Regions from separate parts of the Homo sapiens genome. Here region 2 is linked to region 1. Evidence: read pairs that join two places in POLR2A ChIA-PET (ENCODE). Cell type or tissue: HepG2. All regions are shown on one strand. Links, peaks and the distances in the headings refer to the core of each region. The heading gives the core; the rest is flanking DNA. Region 1 overlaps SUSD1 (sushi domain containing 1). Region 2 has its middle 7.4 kb from the start of PTBP3.

Region 1 (9,642 bases), core at 2,439-4,938:
CCAGCAACCTTGTTATATGCATTAAAAATATTGATGGTTTTACCTTACAGTTGTGGATAGATGGTATATACAGCCTTGTTGTGATATCTTTGTGTGCTTTTTTTCTCCCTAAAGAAAAATAACAGCGAGGTACTGAGCCTCGATCTTGTAATCCCAGCTATTCTGGAGGCTGAGGTGGGAGGATCACTTGAGGCCAGGAGTTTGAGACCAGCCTGGGCAGCATAGTGAGACCCCCATATCTAAAAAAAGTTTTTTTTAAATTAGCCACATGTGGTGGCACATGCCTGTACTTCCAGGTATTTGGGAGGCTGAGGCAGGAGGATGCCTTGAGCCCAGGAGTTCGAAGCTTCAGTGAGTATTTTTTTTTTTTTTTGAGATGGAGTCTCACTCGTCGCCCAGGCTGGAGTGCAGTGGTGCGATCTTGGCTCACTGCAGCCTCCGCCTCCGAGGTTCAAGTGATTCTCCTACTTCAGCCTCTTGAGTAGCTGGGATTACAGGTATGTGCCACCATGCCCAGCTAATTTTCGTATTTTTAGTAGAGACTGGGTTTCACCATGTTGGGCAGGCTGGTCTCGAACTCCTGACCTCGTGATCCACCAGCCTTGGCCTCCCAAAGTGCTGGGATTACAAGCGTCAGCCACTGCGCCCGGCCAGTGAGTTTTTTTTTTTTTTACCTTTATTTTATTTTTAGAGACAAGGGCTTTCTGTTTCCCAGGCTGGAGTACAGTGGCATGATCATAGCTCACTGCAACCTTGCTGCCACACCCAGCTAAGCTAGTGTTTTTCTTTCTTCTTCTCTTCCTTCTCTCTCTCTCCCTTCTCTCTCTTTCTTTCTTTCTCTCTTTCTTTCTTTCTCTCTCCTTTCCTTCTTTTCCTTCCTTCCATCCTTCCTCCTTCTCTTCCTTCTTCTTCCTCCTCCTCTTCTTTCTTTTCTCCTTCTCCCTCTCTCCTTCTCCTTCTTCCTCTTCCTCTTATTCTTCTTCCTCTTCTTCTTCATTCTCTTCTTCCTTTTCTTCTTCCCCTTCTTCATTTTTAGTAGATACAGGGTCTCACTACATTGCCCGGGGTGGTCTTGAGCTCCTGGGCTCAAGTGATCCTCCTGCCTCAGCTTCCTAAAGTGCTGGGATTATAGGTATGAGCCACCGCACCTGGCCACCACTGCACTCCAGTCTGGGCGACAGAACAAGATCCCATCTCTTAAAAATAAAAAAAAGAAACTAAAAACAAACAAACAAAAAAACCAAAAAAAAATCCCCACTGAGTCTTGTCTTCAAAAAGTCACCTTTCACTTTGCAGACACAAGCTTTTACAGTCACCCACCATTGCCCATTCTGCAGGCTGGAGTGAAGCCTTCTTTGACTCTTGTTTTTTAGGTTTCTACCCATGAGAAGTTTGGCTACCCTGCAGTCTGAGGCTCCAGGGGGAATTTCTCCTAATGCTTCTCACCCTCCCGTTCCTCACCCGCACTTGCTAGCAGTGAGATAGAAATGAAGTTGAGAAGAATGGATAAATTTTTCTGTTCACTTCCCAAAGGAATTCCTCCTCCCATGGGTGCTAGCTTGCCCTTTGACTTTTTTTTTTTTTTGATGGCGTCTCCCTCGGTCACCCAGACTGAAGTGCGGTGGTGCGATCTTGGCTTACTGCAACCTCTGCCTCCTGGGTTCAAGTGATTCTCCTGCCTCAGCCTCCCGAGTAGCTAGGATTACAGGCGGGCACCACCACGCCCGGCTAATTTTTGTATTTTTAGTAGAGACGAGGTTTCACCATGTTGGCCAGGCTGGTCTTGAACTCCCGACCTCAGGTGATCTGCCTGCCTCAGACTCCCAAAGTGCTGGGATTACAGACGTGAGCCACCGCACCTGGCCCTGCCCTTTGATTTTTGAACAAAGAAACTCCTCTTAATGGGCAGAAAGGGCTTTATTAATTTATGTGGTACTACTCCCAGGCACTAGGCACTGTGCATCCCGATGCTTGGCCTGCTGAGACTTTGCCTTACATAGATTGCAGGCAAGGTTATACATGTGCCAGAGGTGCTATAACATGGTATTAAGCCTAGGGTCTTGAGAATTCTAGACGCCTCTGCAAACCGAAATGTCCCTTCCAGTGAGGTCCACAGAGGAGGCCTGTCTCAAAAACAACAGCAAAGGACAGGAATATTCCATTTTATGGACAGCTGGACTTGTTTCTAAAACCACTGGATAGTGTTCTGTAACCTAGGACGGACACTTGGCCTAACTATGGCTTGAGAGTCTGCTCTGTCTCTCTAAGCTCTTATGCAGATCTCCCCAAAGATAGTTTTTTTTGTTTGTTTGATTTTCTTTCAGACAGGGTCTCACTCTGTTGTCCAGGCTGGAGTGTAGTGGTGTGACCATGGCTCACTGCAGCCTCGACCTCCCAGGCTCAAGTGATCTTCCTGCCTCAGCTCCTGAGTATCTGGGACTACAGGCACACACCACCACGTGCAGCTAATTTTTCTCTCTCTTTTTTTTTTTTTTTTTGTGTGTGTGTGTGGAGGTGGGGTTTTGCCATGTGGCCCAGGCTGGTCTTGAACTACTGGGCTCAAGTGATCTGCCTGCCTTGGCCTCCCAAAGTGCTGGGATTACAGGTGTGAGCTACTGCACCTGGCCCCACTGATAGTTTTAATATGGTGAATCATGTTCCAAAGCCAATTACATTTTACAAAGGTAATACAGTCATGTGCCATATAACGATGTTTTGGTTAATGATAGACCGAATATACAACAGTGGGCCCATAAGATTATATAATGGAGCTGAAAAATTCCTATCACCTAGAGATGTCGTAGCTGTCATAATGTTATAACACAATGCATTATGTGTTTGTAGTGATGCTGGTATAAGCAAACCTACTGTGCTGCCAGTTGTATAAAAGTATAGCACATACAATAATGTATAGTACATAGGCCAGGCATGGTGGGTCATGCCTGTAATCCCAGCACTTTTGGAAGCCAAGGCAGGAGGATCACCTGAAGCCAGGAGTTCAAGACCAGCCTGTCCAACATGGTGAAACCCCATCTCTACTAAAAATACAAAAATTAGCCAGGCATGGTGGCAGGCGCCTGTAATCTCAGCTACTCAGGAGGCTGAGACAGGAGAATTGCTTGAACCCAGGAGGCAGAGGTTGCAGTGAGCCGAGATCGCGCCATTGCACTCCAGCCTGGGTGACAAGAGCAAAACTCCGTCTCAAAAAAAAAAAAAAAAAAGTATAGTATGTAATACTTGAAAATGACAATAAATGATTATATTACTGGATTATGTATTTGCTATATGTTTTATCATTATTTTAGAATGTACTCCTTCTACTTATTAAAAAAAACTTAACTACTAAACAGCCTCAGGCAGGTCTTTCAGGATGTATTGCAGAAGAAAGCATTGTTATCATAGGAGATGACAGCTCCATGTATGCTCTTGCCCTTGACAACCTTCCAGTGGGACAAGATGTGGAAGCGGAAGACAGTGATAACATGATCCTGACCATGTGTAGGCCTAAGCTATTGCCTAAGCTATTGTGTGTGTGTGTGTTTGTGTCTTAGAATTTTTTTTTTTTTTTAGCCAGGGTCTCACTTTGTCACCTGTGTTGGAGTGCAGTGGTGTGATCTCGGCCCACTACAGCCTCAGCCTCCTGGGCTCAAGTGATCCTTCCACCTCGGCCTCCCAAGTAGCTGAGACTACAGAGGCAAACCACCACATCAGGCTAATTTTGTTTATTTTTTGCAGAGACAAGGTCTCATTATGTTGCCCAGGCTCTTCTTGAACTCCTGGGCTCAAGTGATCCTCTTGCCTTGGCCTCCCAAAGTGCTGAGATTACAGATGCAAATCACTGTGCCTGGCCTGTGTCTGAGTTTTTAATAAGAAAGTTTAAAAAGTAAAAACATTTTTTTTCCAATTAAAAAATTAGCCAGGTGTGGTGGCAGGTACCTGTGGTCCTAGCTATTCAAGAAGTCGAGGCAGGAGGATCCCTTGAGCCGAGGAGGTTGAGGCTGCAGTGAGCTATGGTCACACCACTGCACTCCAGCCTTGGTTATGATGCAAGACCCTGTTTACAAAAAAAAAAAAAAAAAAAAGATTAAAAAAAATAATAGAAGAAAAAAGCTAATAAAAGGCTGGATGTGGTGGCTTATGCCTGCAATCTAATCCCAGCACTTTGGGACGTGGAGGCACAAGGAATCCTTGAGGCCAGGAGTTCGAGATGAGTCTGAGCAACATATTGAGACCCCTCCATCTGTACAAAAAAAAAAAAAAAAAATTATCCAGGCACAGTAGCAGTCACCTGTGGTCCTAGCTACTCAGGGAGGTTGGGGTGGGAGAATCACTTGAGCTTAGGAGGTTGAGGTTGCAGTGAGCTATGATCACACCACTGCACTCCAGTCAGGGTGACAGAGCAAGACCCTGTCTCCAGAAAAAAAACAAAAAACAAAAAAAACCATATAGAATTTCATATAAAGAAACAAAAAAAAATTCTTCGTACAGCTGTAGAATGTGTTTGTATTTTAAGTTAAGCATTATTACAAAAGAGTCAATAAGTTAAAAAAATTGAAAAGTTTAAGTAAAAAAGCTACAGTAAGCTAAAGTTAATTTATTATTGAAGAAAGATCCCTTTTTTTTTTTTTTTTGAGACAGAGTCTCACTCTGTCACCCTGGCTGGAGTGCAATGGCGCGATCTCGGCTCACTGCAACCTCCGCCTCCTGGGTTCAAATGATTCTCCTGCCTCAGCCTCCCAAGTAGCTGGGATTACAGGCGTGCACCACCACAACTGGCTAATTTTTGTATTTTTTTTTTTGAGATGGAGTTTTGCTCTTGTTGCCCAGGCTGGAGTGCAATGGCGCGATCTTGGCTCACTGCAACCTCTGCCTCCCAGGTTCAAGCAATTCTCCTGCCTCAGCCTCCTGAGTAACTGAGATTACAGGCATGTACCACTGTGCCCGGCTAATTTTGTATTTTTAGTAGAGACGGGGTTTCTCCATGTTGAGGCTGGTCTTGAACTCCTGACCTCAGGTGATCCGCCCACCTCAGCCTCCCAAAGTGCTGGGATTACAGGCATGAGCCACCGCACCCGGCCTAATTTTTGTATTTTTAGTAGAGACGGGGTTTCACCTTGTTGGCCAGGATGGTCTTGAACTCCTGACCTCAGGTGATCTGCCTGCCTTGGCCTCCCAAAGTGCTGGGATTACAGACGTGAGCCACTGTGCCCGGCCAAGAAAGATACTTTTTTTTTTTTGAGATGGAATTTCACTCTTGTTGCCCAGCTGGAGTGCAATGGCATGATCTCTGCTTGCTACAACCTCCACTTCCCGGGTTCAAGCAATTCTCCTGCCTCAGCCTCCTGAGTAGTTGGAATTACAGGTGCCCGCCATTATGCCCAGCTAATTTTTGTATTTTTAGTAGAGATGGGGTTTCACCATGTTGGCCAGGCTGGTCTCGAACTCCTGACCTCAGGCGATCCTCCTGCCTCAGCCTCCCAAAGTTCTGGGATTACAGGTGTGAACCAACGTGCCTGGCCAAGAAAGATACTTTTATAAATTTAGTGTAGCCTATGTGTACAGTGTTTAGAAAGTTTACAGTAAGGCTGGATGTGGTGGCTCACACCTGTAATCCCTTTGGGAGCTCTTTGGGAGGCTAAGGTGGGAGGATCCCTTAAGGCCAGGAGTTTGAGACCAGCCTGGGCAACATAGTGAGAGCTGATCTCTACAATTAGAAACTAGAAATTAACTGGGCACGATGGCTTGTGCCTGTAGTGCTAGCTGCTCCTAGCCCCAGGAGGCTGAGGCAAGAGGATTGCTTGAGCCCAGGAGTTCAAGGCTGCAGTGAGCTATGATCGTGCCAGTGCAATTTAGCCTGGGTGACAGAGGGAGACCCTGTCTCTATATAAAAATAAAAGTCTACAGTCATGTATCATAACGTTCTAGGCCTTCCTATTCACTCACTCACTGACTTACCTAGAGCAGCTTCCAGTCCTGCAAGTTCCATTTCATGGTAAGTGCTCTCTAGAGATGTATCAGTTTTTTACATTTTATACTGTATTTTTACTGTACCACTTCTATGTTTAGATATATTTAGATACACTAATACTTCCCACTGTGTTACAGTTGCCTACGGTATTCAGTACAGTAACATGCTATACAGGTTTCTAGCCTAGGAGCACTACACTCTACCATATAACCTAAGTGTGTAGTTGGCTATGCCATTTAGGTTTGTGTAAATACACCCTATGATGTTCCCACAATCATGAACTTGCCTAATGACACAATCCTCAGTATGTGTCCCCATCATTAAGTGACATATGACTGTAAAATAAAAATAATAATAAAAAACCCACCCAGATCTTCTGGAGGGTACTTTTGGTTGAATAAGAATTGAGTGCAATTGTGAGAGGCCATTAAACGGATATGAGGGGCCCACTGGTGAAATAAAACACGAAGTAACAAACAAGCTACAAATTCATAAGTTGATGATTTTTCTCCCAAAAAAAGCTAACTGTGTAGATCAGCTCTAAAAGGATGCATAAACAATTTGGTCACAGGAGTTTCCTCTTAAATTAGAGGGTTAGGCAGAGTCAGCAAACTATGGCCCATGGGCCAAGTTCGACCTGCTGCCTGTTTCTGTAGGTGGAGTTTTACTGGTACGTAGCATTGCTTGGTAGTTTACCTGTTGTCTACAGCTGCTTTCGTGCCCATGAGCACAGGTGAGTTGTTGCAACAGATACTGTGAGAAAAAGTTTGCTGACCCCTGAGCTAGAGGGCAGAGATGAGAGGGAGATTTACGTTCATTTTGCATCTTTCACTTTCATATTATTCAATGAAAAACACTCTGGGCAAGCTTCTGGGGACTCATCGAGCATCCATGTTCCAGGCCTCTGCACTGAGGGACTAACATTATTCACCACAGGTCATTGACCATTAGCATGAGCTATTCCTGCTTCTGCATTAGCCCTGCTCCGGATGAGGCTGCAGCACTAATTCCATTGTGTTTCTTGGTAGTTCAGAAGGAAGAAATTTTCCAGTTAATCACTGGCTGTAAAGTCACCCTACCCTGGCTTTCATGGAAAACCATGAGAATGGCTGAACTGGAAAAGGGGAATTCTGCTGGTTTGTTTCCGTGGGCCTCTGAAAAGATCTTTTTAAGCTTGGAAAAGTTCAAAGAGAACCCTCTTCTCCCAATCTTCAAATCAGACGGATTGCCAGATTGAGGTGTTGTGTTTCTCTTGGGGTTTCATACACTCCTGGCACATAACTACGAGGGGCCCAGGTCCTGTAGTCTGGGGAGCATCGTGAAAGGAGAAGAGGCTGGAGAAATAGATCACTAAGGTGTGGTCACAGAACGTTGGTTCCCGAGTCCATAGCATGGGAGGACAGTCTGGGCTGTTGAAGTCGGTGTGGATTGATAGCTCTTCCGGTGCCTTGTCTGTGTGTCAACAGATAAAAATGAGTGCCAGTTTGGAGCCACTCTTGTCTGTGGGAACCACACATCTTGCCACAACACCCCCGGGGGCTTCTATTGCATTTGCCTGGAAGGATATCGAGCCACAAACAACAACAAGACATTCATTCCCAACGATGGCACCTTTTGTACAGGTACTCAAGAAGGGGGCTGCGGTGTTGACAATTGGCGATGGCAGGATAGTATCTGGGCTGTGTATTTGTTAATATTAGGGAATTAATGTTAGTTTTGTTAGATGGCATAATGGTATTGTGGTATATAGGATAATATTCTTATTTTGGGAGATGCATGCTGAGGTATCTAGGGGTGTTATGATGATGTATCTATAATAGTGTTCCTTTAGTCTGTAAGCTACTTTAAATGGCAAAATGTAAACAACGATTGAATCTTGGGGGGATGTGGGTCTATGGGAGTTCATTGTAATATTCTTTTTCTTTCATTGTAATGTTTTGTTTGAACTTTTTTTTTTTTAAGGGGGGGGTCTCACTCTGTTGCCCAGGCTGGAGTGCAGTGGCACAATCTCGACTCTCTGTAACCTCCGCCTCCTGGGTTCAAGCGATTCTCCTGCCTCAGCTTCCTAAGTAGCTGGGATTACAGGCACGCACCACCATGCTCAGCTAATTTTTGTATTTTTGGTAGAGATGCGGTTTTGCCCCATTGGCCAGGCTGGTCTCAAACTCCTGGCCTCAAGTGATCTGCCCGCCTCGGCCTCCCAAAGTGCTGGGATTAGTCATGAGCCACTGCACCTGGCCTGATCGTTTTCATAATGAATAGTGAGGAGGGACTCTCTGGAGATGGTGTGCCTCCTGCAGGTTCCTGTAACCACAGGTCGGGGGTCCTTGGGGTGAGTGGCACTCCTCAGCTCAGAGCACACTAATCTGGGGGCTGGCACCCGGCTGTTGGCTCACAGGAGGTCAGAGTTGTCCCTGTTAAGAGATGTGGGCTTGCCTCCCACATGTGTGCGCTGAGTGAGGAGTGCGAGTTTTGGGAGCATGGGAGCTTTGTAGGCTGGGTCTCTGAGCATAGGCTGGTCGAATACAGGGTGGGGACAAACCCTCCTAATTTTTAGCGGCTCCTCTGTTATCTGAACTCTATAAACAGCATACGCTATTTAATGTTGCTCTCTGGCTTTCTAGGAAAATCTTTGAACAATAATGAAGAGGAAAGGCAGAAAAAGCCTCCTGGTTCTAAGATGCTTTTGCATAGACTTAATGACTCTGCTGGAAAGCTTCGTGATATTTAAAGGTTTTCAGGAAAAATAAAATGAAAGGAGAACATATTTTATCTTCTTAGCTACCAGGAACCGTAGGTTCTTATGCTCGGATTCATCCTCCCTCTTGACCTGTACCAAGGCAGAATCTCTCAAAGGATACATTTGATTTATTCTTGGCACGAATGAACACATTCCTTCAGAGAAAACATTTTATAATATCCTGTTGTTCTAGGTAGCAAATTACTGGCTGCATGGTTGCAGAAGTACAATGTTACAGTATTAAATTTTGTATATTAAGAAGAAAAGACACTAAAAAAAAAGCATATAAGATGATGATCTAGTGTTTTGTTTATTCAATACACATTTCTCATGTACTTTTTCTTTTCTTTTCTTTTTGAGACGGAGTCTCGCTCTGTTGCCCAGGCTGGAGTGCAGTGGCATGATCTCGGCTCACTGCAGGCTCTGCCTCACGGGTTCAAGCGATTCTCCTGCTTCAGCCTCCTGAGTAGCTGGGACTACAGGTGCGCACTGCCACGACTGGCTAATTTTTGTACTTTTAGGAGAGACGGGGTTTCACCATGTTGGCCAGGATGGTCTTGATCTCTTGACATTGTGATCTGCCTGCCTTGGCCTCCCAAAGTGCTAGGATTACAGGCGTGAGCCACTGTGACCCAGGCTGGAGTGCAGTGGCACAATCACGGCTCACTGCAACCTCTGCCTCCTGCGTTCAAGCGATTCCCCTGTGCTTCTCCTGTCTCAGCCTCCTGAGTAGCTGGGATTACAGGCACCCGCCACCATGCCCAGCTAATTTTTGTATTTTAGTAGAGACAGGGTTTCACCATGTTGGCCAGGCTTGTCTCGAAGTCCTGACCTCGGCTGATTCACCTGCCTCGGCCTCCCAAAGTGCTGGGATTACAGACGTGAGCCACCACGCCTGGCCTTTCATGCACTTCTTATATGACAAGACTGTGCT
Region 2 (9,642 bases), core at 2,699-5,198, 190 kb before region 1:
ATTTTAATATTAGATAGAGCTAGTCCCCACATTATTATTCTTTAAGACTGTCTGAGCTATTCTAGAAGTCATTTATTTTTAATTTTTATATTTAAATTTACTTTTTTTTGGCCAGGTGTTGTGGCTTACGCCTGTAATCCCAACATTCTGGGAGGCCAATGTGGGTGGATCGCTTGAGGTCTGGAGTTCAAAACCAGCCTGGCCAAATGGTAAAACCCCAACTCTACTGAAAAAAAAAATACAAAAATTAGCTGGGCATGGTGGTGTGCTCCTGCGGTCCCAGCTACTGAGGAGGCTGAGGCACAAGAATCACCTGAACCCAGGAGGTGGAGGCTGCAGTGAGCTGAGATCACTCCACTGCACTCCAGCCTGGGTGACAGAGTAAGACTCTGATCTCAAAAAAAAAAAATTTTTTTTCCTTTTTTTTTTTTTTTTTTTTTTTTTTTTTAGAGATGAGGGTCTTACTCTGTCTCTCAGGCTGAAGTACAATGGCACACAATCACAACTCGCTGTCACCTGGAACTCTTTGGGCTCAAGTAATCCTTCTGCCTCAGCCTCCCAAGGAGTAGCTGGTGGGACTACATGTGTGTGCCACCATGCTTAGCTCATTTAAGTTTACCATTTTAACCATTTTAAAGTATATAGCTCTGTGGCAGTGGTATTATTTTCATTATTATTATTATTTTTGCTGTGCAATGGTGTCATCTCGGCTCACCGCAACCTCCGCCTTCCCAGTTTAAGCAATTCTCCTGCCTCAGCCTCCCGAGTAGCTGGGACTACAGGTATGTGACACCACACCCGGCTAATTTTGTATTTTTAGTAGAGATGGGGGTTTCTCCATGTTGGTCATGCTGGTCTCGAACTCCCGACCTCAGGTGATCCACCCGCCTCGGCCTCCCAAAGTGTGGAATTACAGGTGTGAGCCACCGTGCCTGGCTAGCCATTTTTAAATAATATTATCTAATTGTTTTTGTGGTATATAGAAATGCAACTAATTTTCATATGTTAATCTTATACCCAGACTTCTTATTAAACTCTCTCATTAATTTTTTTCTTTTGCATTAATTTTAAAACTTTTGATATACTTTTGAATTTTCTACATAGATAATCATATCAGCTGCAAATAATGGCAACTTATTTTTCCTTTCCAATATTCATATTGTTTTAGCAGGTTTTCTGTTGCTATAACTGAATACCTGAGACTGGATAATTTATAAAGAAAAGAGATTTATTTAGCTTGCAGTTCTGGAGGCTGGGAAGTCAAAGACTGGACAGCTGCATCTGGTGGGGGCCTTGTGCTCCTTTATAGCATGGCAGAAAAGGGAAGGAATTATGTGGCAAGAGAGGAAGCAAAAGAGAGCCAAAGAAGCCCAATTTGCTTTATAACAACCTGTTCTTGTGATAACTAATGGATTCTTGAGTATTAATTGGCTACAACAAGAATGGCATTAATTCCCCCTAATGACCTAATCACCCCCTAACGGTCCCCATCTCCCAACACTGCCACAATGATAATCAAATTTCAACATGAGTTTCAGAGAGGACAAATACTATTTAAACTGTAGCATATATATTTTATTTCTGTTTCTTGTCTTACTGCACAAGAACTAAGGTATAATACTTAATAGAAGCTTAAACAAAAGGCCCAAAACATAAATAAAAAAAGATTGATAAATTTTACCTTTTAAAATTAAAATGAAAAGTTTTTGTTTATCAGAAGACACCATAAAGAAAAGCAAAAGAGAAGCAACATACTGGATGAAGAACTGTCTGCAAATATTGTCAGAAAAAAAAATGTGTGTGTGTAGCTCCTGCAAACCAATAAGTAAAGAATGTATAGTCAAATATGAAAAAAAATGGGTAAAATATATGAACAGGTACTTTACTGAAGGAGATTTATCAATGAATGGCCAATAACATGTGAAATGAAATTCAATTGCATTAATGAAATGAAATGAAAAATGAGGGCATGTAAGATTTTTTCTTTTTTTTTTTTTTTGAGATAGAGTCTTGCTCTGTTGCCCAGGCTGGGGTGCAATGGCCTGGTCTCAGCTCACTGCAAACTCCGCCTCCTGGGTTCAAGCGATTTTCCCTGCCTCAGCCTCCCAAGTAGCTGGGATTACAGGCGCCACCACCACACCCAGCTAATTTTTTGTATTTTTAGTAGAGACGGGGTTTCACCATGTTGGCCAGGCTGTTCTCAAACTCCTGGCCTCAGGTGATCTGCCCACCTCGGCCTCCCAAAATGCTGGGATTACAGGTGAGAGCCACCACGCCCAGCTGCATGTAAGATATTTTAAACTGACTGCTTGACAAAATTTTTAAAGTTGGATAATACCAGTTGAGGATATGAGCTAACGCTTGTAGTGGTAGTGAAAACTGGTAAAAAGCACTTTGAACTAAAAATACAAAAATTAGCCGGGTGTGGTGGCAGGCACCTGTAATCCCAGCTACTGGGGAGGCTGAGGCAGGAGAATCACTTGAACCCGGGAGGCAGAGGCTGCAGTGAGCTGAGATCACACCATTGCACTCCAGCCTGGGTGACGAGAGCGAAACTCAGTCTCAAAAAAAAAAAAATTGTTCAGAGTGTATCTGAATAACCACTGTCCAGATTCCCCTAATGTTAACATTTTGCGTGCAAGTAACTTTTTTACTTTCTGTCCTCAAAATGAGCCTCAAGATACTCTAGGCTCATCCTGCATTTTCCCCGATCCAGCCCTGGAACCAACAACTTCTCTGAGGAGTCTTGGTTCCTTTTTTATCAGCCAATGGTGTCTAGAAACTAAGATATGGGCAATGCTGGGCATGGTGGTGCACACCTGTAGTCCCAGCTACTCAGGAGACTGAAGTGGGAGAATTACTTGAGCATGGGAGTTTGAGTTCAGTCTGGGCAACATAGTGAGACTGCCCACCCCCGCCCCCACAAAAAAAGTTACTGTGATGTCATTGTTTGGTCCTTGATCCTCTCAATAGGTAGAACTTGTAAACAAAAGTATATATATCAGCCCATGCCTACACGTTTATTTTTAATCTCTCTTTCTTCTTCTTCTTCTTCTTCTTTGTTTTTCTTTCTTGAGACGGAGTCTCGCTCTGTCGCCCAGGCAGGAGTGCAATGGTGCAATCTCGGCTCACTGCAACCTCTGCCTCCTGGGTTCAAGTGATTCTTCTGCCTCTGCCTCCTGAGTAGCTGAGATTACAGGTGTGTGCCACCATGCTCGACTACTTTTTGTATATTTAGCAGAGATGGGTTTCACCATGTTGGCCAGGCTGGTCTCGAACTCCTGACCTCAAGTGATCCGCCCACTTCGGCCTCCCAAAGTGTTGGGATTACAGGCGTGAGCCACTGTGTCCAGTCTAACCTCTTATATTATATGTTATAGAGTATATTCAGGCTTCTGTGAAGACGACTGTATTAGTCAGTGTTCTCTAGAGAGACAGAACCAATGGGATACACACACACGCAGAGACATATGAGAGGAGACTTATGGAGGCCAAGTTCCATGATAGGCCATCGGCAAGCTGGAGAACCCAAGAAGCCAGTAATGCGGCTCTGTCTAAGTCCAAATCCAAAGGCCTGAGAAACTAGAAGGCTGCTGGTGCAAGTCCTGGAGTCCAAAGGCTGGAGAACTTGGAGTTCTTATGTCTAAGGGCAGGAAAAGAACAGTGTCCCAGCTCCAGAAGAGAGAAAACTTGCCTTTCCTCTGCCTTTTTTTTCTATCCAGGCCCTCAGCCAATTGGATGATGCCTGCCCACATTGGGTGAGGGCAGATCTTCCTCATTCAGTCCACTGATGCAAATGCCAATCTCTTCCAGAAACACCCTCACAGCACACCCAGAAATAATGCCTTACCAGCTATCTTGTTGTCTCTTAAAGCAGGCAAGTTGACACCTAAAATTAGCCATCACAGGGACCTAGTCATTCTAAAGGAATTCAGGGAAAACAAACCAAACCAAATGTGGATATTTAGCAGAACTATGTAAAGAATTTTGTGAAGTTTCTGAGAGAAAGCACACCTTACTTGATGGCTATCTACTTATTGGAGTCACTTCACAGTCACTTCCCACTTCACCATCCCCACCAAGTAATTGAAAGATGAAACAAGAATATAAACCATTGATATCTAGACCTACAAGTGACTTAAAAACAAAAACAAAAAAAATCAATAACGCACAGAAAAGCTGAGATGAGATTTGTGAGCCCTCAACTCACACTATTCTTTAGTAAGCTGCAGATCAAAGTAGTACTGCCATCATTCAAAACAAAAACAAAAACAACAACAACACACACACACACACCCAACGAAAAACAAAAACACTTTTCTTGCCGGATACAAACAAGGGAATAAAATTCTACCAGAGGCCAGGCATGGTGGCTCATGCCTGTAATCCCAGCACTTCAAGAGGCCGAGGCAGGCGGATCACTGGAAGTCAGGAGTTCGAGACTAGCCTGGCCAACATGGTGAAACACCATCTCTACTAAAAATACAAAAATTAGCCAGGCATGGTGGTGTGCACCTGTAATCCCAGCTACTCGGGAGGCTGAGGCAGGAGAATCACTTGAACCCAGGAGGTGGAGGTTGCAGTGGGCCGAGCTCACACCACTGCACTCTAGTCTGGGCGACTTGAGACAGACCCTGACTCAACAAACAAAACAAAACAAATTCTAGCAGAGATCTTGCCAAAAACAAAAACAAAAACAAAAAACCCCACAAGAAATCCAAACCAAAACAAAAACACCCAAATGAAGTAGAAGAATATAATATGTAAAAACATGAAAATTACACTTTTAAAGAGGAACAAAAACGGATAAGAAGAAAACATTAGACAAAATACTTCTTTATCCTCTTTGGATAATTAAATATGGAGTCCATGAAACAAGAGATTTTATTTTATTTTATTTATTTTTTTTTTTTGAGACAGAGTTTCGCTCTTGTTGCCCAAGCGGGAGTGCAATGGCGCGATCTCGGCTCACCGCAACCTCCGCCTCCCGGGTTCAAACAATTCTGCCTCAGCCTCCTGAGTAGCTGAGATTACAGGCGTGCACCACTACGCCCGGCTAATTTTGTGCTTTTAGTAGAGACGGGGTTTCTCCATGTTGAGGCTGGTCTCAAACTCCTGACCTCAGGTGATCCACCCGCCTCAGCCTCCCAAAGTGCTGGGATTACAGGCGTGAGCCACTGCACCCGGCCCTAAACAAGAGATTTTAAAACATAGATAAGACAATAACATGACATTTTAAAAAAGCTGGCAGAACAAATGAAAGAGAAGAGGAGAAAACAAAATTATTATGTTATTTAAAAACACGTTAAAATAGCAGGGAATCAAACTAATACTGCAGAAATCTGAACTATGATTGGAGAGAATAGACTTGAGAAAATCATATAAAATATTAAGAAAAAACAAACACAAGACATTAAAGAAAAATATGTAATAGAATGAAGATCTAATAAATAACGAATTGGTAATGCTGAGGAAGAATATAGGGCAAGTTTACCAGAAATACAAATTTAGTATTAATACAATAAACAGTTTCAGAAACAAAAGGAAGATTGTCTTTGCAAGGCACAAGCTGTTTCACATGTTCAATTAATAAAATATTGGCTGCCTATTATGTAGTAGGCATTGTTCTGGTTGCTAAGAACACACCAGCAAAAATTAGCCAGGTGTGGTGGTGGAACATGCCTACAGTTTCCGCTACTCAGGAGGCTTAGGTGGGAGGATCACCTGAGCCTGGAAGGTTGAGGCTGCAGTGAGCCACGATTGCACCACTACACTCCAGCCTGGGTGACAGAGCGATACCCTGTCTCAAGAAAATAAATAAATAAAAAATAAACATGTTTAAATAAATATGAATTTTTATAACATTTAGTGTCATGGTTATAATCCTGATAGAAATTTATATCATTTAAAAATTGGGCTGGGCAGGCAGGGCATGGTGTCTGACACCTGTAATCCCAGCACTTTGGGAGGCTGAGGCGGGCAGATCACCTGATAAGTTAGGAGTTGGAAACCAGCCTGGCCAACATGGCAAAATCCCATTTCTACCAAAAATACAAAAATTAGCTGGGTGTGGTGGGGTGTACCTGTAATCCCAGCTACTTGGGAGGCTGAGGCAGGAGAATCGCTTGAACCTGGGAGGTAGAGGTTGCAGTGAGCCGAGATCATTCCACTGCACAGCAACCTGGGTGACAGAGTGAGACTGTCTCAAAAGAAAAAAAAAAAAGAGTGAAAAGAAAAAAAATAAAAATGGCAAGTAAATAAAGGTAAAGAAAAAAAATAACAACAATCCAAGAGATTTACTTCTAAGTGGGGTCTGGGAGACTTCTAGGTTAAGAAATTCATCCTCAGGATAGAGAGTGGGGGACAACAGTTTTAAGGACAAAAAGAAGTCAATTTTAAAGGGCAATGATGATTCTTAGATCACTGTAGTGATTATCATTCAGATTTTCTTAGCCCCTTAGGATTCACGCCTGTATTTTTTTTTTTTTTTTTTTTTTTTGAGACAGAGTCTTGCTGTGTCAGGCAGACTGGAGTGCAGTGTCACGATCTCAGCTCACTGCAGCCTCAACTTCCTGGGCTCAGGTGATCCTCCCACCTCAGCCTCCTGAGTAGCTGGGCCTACAGGCATGAGCCACCACGCCTGGCTAATTTTTTATATTTTTAGTAGAGACGGCATTTCGCCCTTGCCTAAATCTTAAAGGATGATTTTCTGTGAATTTAAATAAAAAAGGCTGTTTCATTAAAAATTCTGGGAGACACTGGAACCTAGGTGATATAGTATGACAAAAAACAGGGAGAGGAATACTCCCCTTTTCAGAAAAGTGCTCCAGAAAGCCCAATGCAACTTTGGCATGGGCTGGCAAATTATACTATAGGACAGTGACAAGGGACAGCACCTTCAGCATAGACATGAGTCCTCTGTGCCAGGCACTGGCCATATTAAGAACTTCATGTGGAGATGATTACATCAGGGCCAGGCATGGGATGACAAAAATGGACGTGATTCATAGCTGCTGAGAAGTCAGTGAGCATGTAGGAGACACTTACATGCCGCCTCTTCAAATAGTTGGGAAGGACTTTGAAGAAAGGCTCATAATTCAACAGACTGGGCAGAGTCGGTCAGAGTCAGTGTGTGTCAGCTGTTACAACCTTATTTGACTACCAAGGTGATACAGCCTGAAAACTATAAATTATACTCACATGCCATTTTGCTTAAGCCTTTGATGTTTGTTATTGTTTAATTATTGAACAAATAACAACAAATATTAAGGGAACACTCAGCCAAGGTTTCTTTATTTTGAAATAATTGTAGATTCACAGGAAATTTAAAAAATAAGTACAAAGAGGTCCTGTGTACCCTTCAACCAGTTTCCCCCAATAGTAACATCTTAGTAACTGTATTACACTATTAAAAGCAGCACACAGACACAGTGCAATCCATAACTTCTCTTCAGATTTTGTCACTTTTTCATGCATGTGTTTATCTAAAGTTCTATGCAATTTTATCATGTGTAGATTTGTATAACCACCCCATAATCAAGACACAGAACTGTTTTATTACCACAAATATCCCCGTTCTTACTCCCTTGTAGTCACAGTTGTCTGTATCCTCTTCCATCTGCTCCCACCCTCTTCCTAATCCTTGGTAACCACTAATCTGTTCTCCATCTCTATAATTTTGTCATTTTGAGGATGTTATAGAAATGGAATCATACAGCATGTAACCTTTTGAGATTGGCTTTTTTCATTTAGTATAATTTCAGATGTTTCTGTTTTGGGAAATGCAATGTTAATTATGATGATTTTGTATTTGTCATGGGATAGAATGATATTAAAATGTCCAGCTTCCTAGATTCACCTAATAGCTGGTATTATTTCTGACTTATTTGGCATCTTTGTATTATTTTATATATTAAGAAGTCTTACCTGTAAACAGAAATAGGGTTATGTTGGTTAAATGTTAACTAACCACTGCCTACTGGAATGCCTTAAGGCAAGTGTTCAAAGGTTACATGTTGTCCAAAGATAATCGTGATGGGGGTGGTGTCTCTCATCAGAAAAAGGTGTGTCAGGGGAATTTCTTAGTCAAATCAGAACAAAAACACAAGAGAAAATGTTAGAAAAATTATAAACTAAATTATTTGTATCTGTCTTCCTTTTCAAAGCACAGAGCAATTAGCAAATAGAGAAAATGTAACTCTCTTCACTATCAAGAAGCCAGTATATAGAACCCATCAGTTTCAGGTCAAACCAGGTCATGTAGGTGATATCTGAGATATCTGATTCCAGAAACTTCTGTGGAGATGATAGAAAGCTGTGGCTCTTCCACATCATGTAGGCTATGGGAACAGTTAGGTTTCTCAAAGTGGTTCTTGAGGAGCTAAACTCTATGCTACCTACTATTTTTGAATCAAAGTGACTCACAAACCCATGGAGCTTAATCTATAAGTTCTTTGAATTGGCCAGGCACGGTGGCTCACGCCTGTAATCCCAGCACTTTGGGAGGTGGAGGCAAGCAGATCACTTGAGGCCAGGAGTTTGAGACCAGCCTGGCCAACACAGTGAAACCCCATCTCTATGAAAAATACAAAAATTGGCTAGGTGTGGTGGTGCACGCTTCTAATCCCAGCTACCAGGGAGGCTAAGGCAGGAGAATTGCTTGAACCTGGGAGGCAGAGGTTGCAGTGAGCTGAGATCGCGCTACTGCACTCCAGCCTGGGTGAGAGAGCAAGCCTCTGATTCCAAACAAACAAACAAACAAACAAAAAGTTCTTTGAATTTAGAACCAAGGGGCAGGGGAAAGAGTTAAGGCTTCACCTTTTTTGTTGTAAACTGTTTTCTGTTTTCTTATATCTAGGCTTCTGTTGTAAAGCTGGACATTGAGTATTTAGGAAATGCCAAACAGTTTTGTTAATTTCAGTCAGGTGCACTGTTTTTACATTGCAGACTTCTCGGAATTATTGTTAGTATGAACAATAAATTTCGGACACACTTTATATTTACCTTTATTTATTGAGATGGGGTCTTCCTGTATTATTTTTTAATATTGAAATTTGGAATAGCAAAGATAGGGGTCACGCTCTGCTATTTTTTAATATTAAAATTTGTTAGCTTAAAGCAAAGGGTAAGAGAGACATAACTTTAATAATTTATTTTTATTTTTATAAAAATATAGAGACAGGGTTTCACCATGTTGCCCAGGCTGGTCTCACACTGCTGAGCTCAAGCAATGCTGCCGCTTTGACCTCCCAAAGTGCTGTGATTTACAGGTGTGAGCCACCATGCCCAGCCAAATTTTTTTTTTTTTAAATAAAGAAACTGTAAATTGGTACAGCCTTTTTGGAATCATTTTCAAAAAATTTATCAAATTTGAATTATAAAGGCTATAAAGGCTTTATATAAAGGATTGTTGAATTATATAAAGGATATTAAGGCTTATGTCCTTTGTTTCTCAATTCTACTTCTAGGGATCTATTCCTCAGATGTAATAATATGTGTGCAAAGATACTCATACATTCATGATATTTTCTGCAATAGTGTTAGTTATTTTGAATACTTGGAAACAACGTAATTTCCACTGTTTTGGAAAAGGTTAAATTATGAAATGAAATTATGAGGCTGGGCATAGTGGTTCATGCCTAT

Evidence for each region. Peaks named below come from ENCODE experiments on the same cell type or tissue, not always from the same donor. Only the 100,000 strongest peaks of a DNase experiment are listed, where the experiment ranks them.
Region 2: POLR2A ChIA-PET joins it to region 1 with 6 read pairs; 8 of 35 experiments call an interaction of 5 or more read pairs at or near these places.

What each region holds. Positions count from the first base shown.
Region 1 is chr9:112,147,192-112,156,833 of GRCh38, reverse strand. It overlaps SUSD1 (sushi domain containing 1), which reads left to right. Exons shown (of 17, transcript NM_022486.5): 3 at 7,435-7,590. Among named protein-coding and RNA genes, the nearest start is that of SUSD1, 23 kb to the left of the region's middle. In HepG2, for the core only: no CTCF peak of the experiment used is centred there; no DNase peak of the experiment used is centred there.
Region 2 is chr9:112,336,148-112,345,789 of GRCh38, reverse strand. It overlaps a transcript of PTBP3 not described here. Among named protein-coding and RNA genes, the nearest start is that of PTBP3, 7.4 kb to the right of the region's middle. RefSeq lists a cis regulatory region at 7,998-8,011 and enhancers at 7,932-8,076, 7,755-8,254. In HepG2, for the core only: no CTCF peak of the experiment used is centred there; a DNase peak (open chromatin) is centred at 3,929.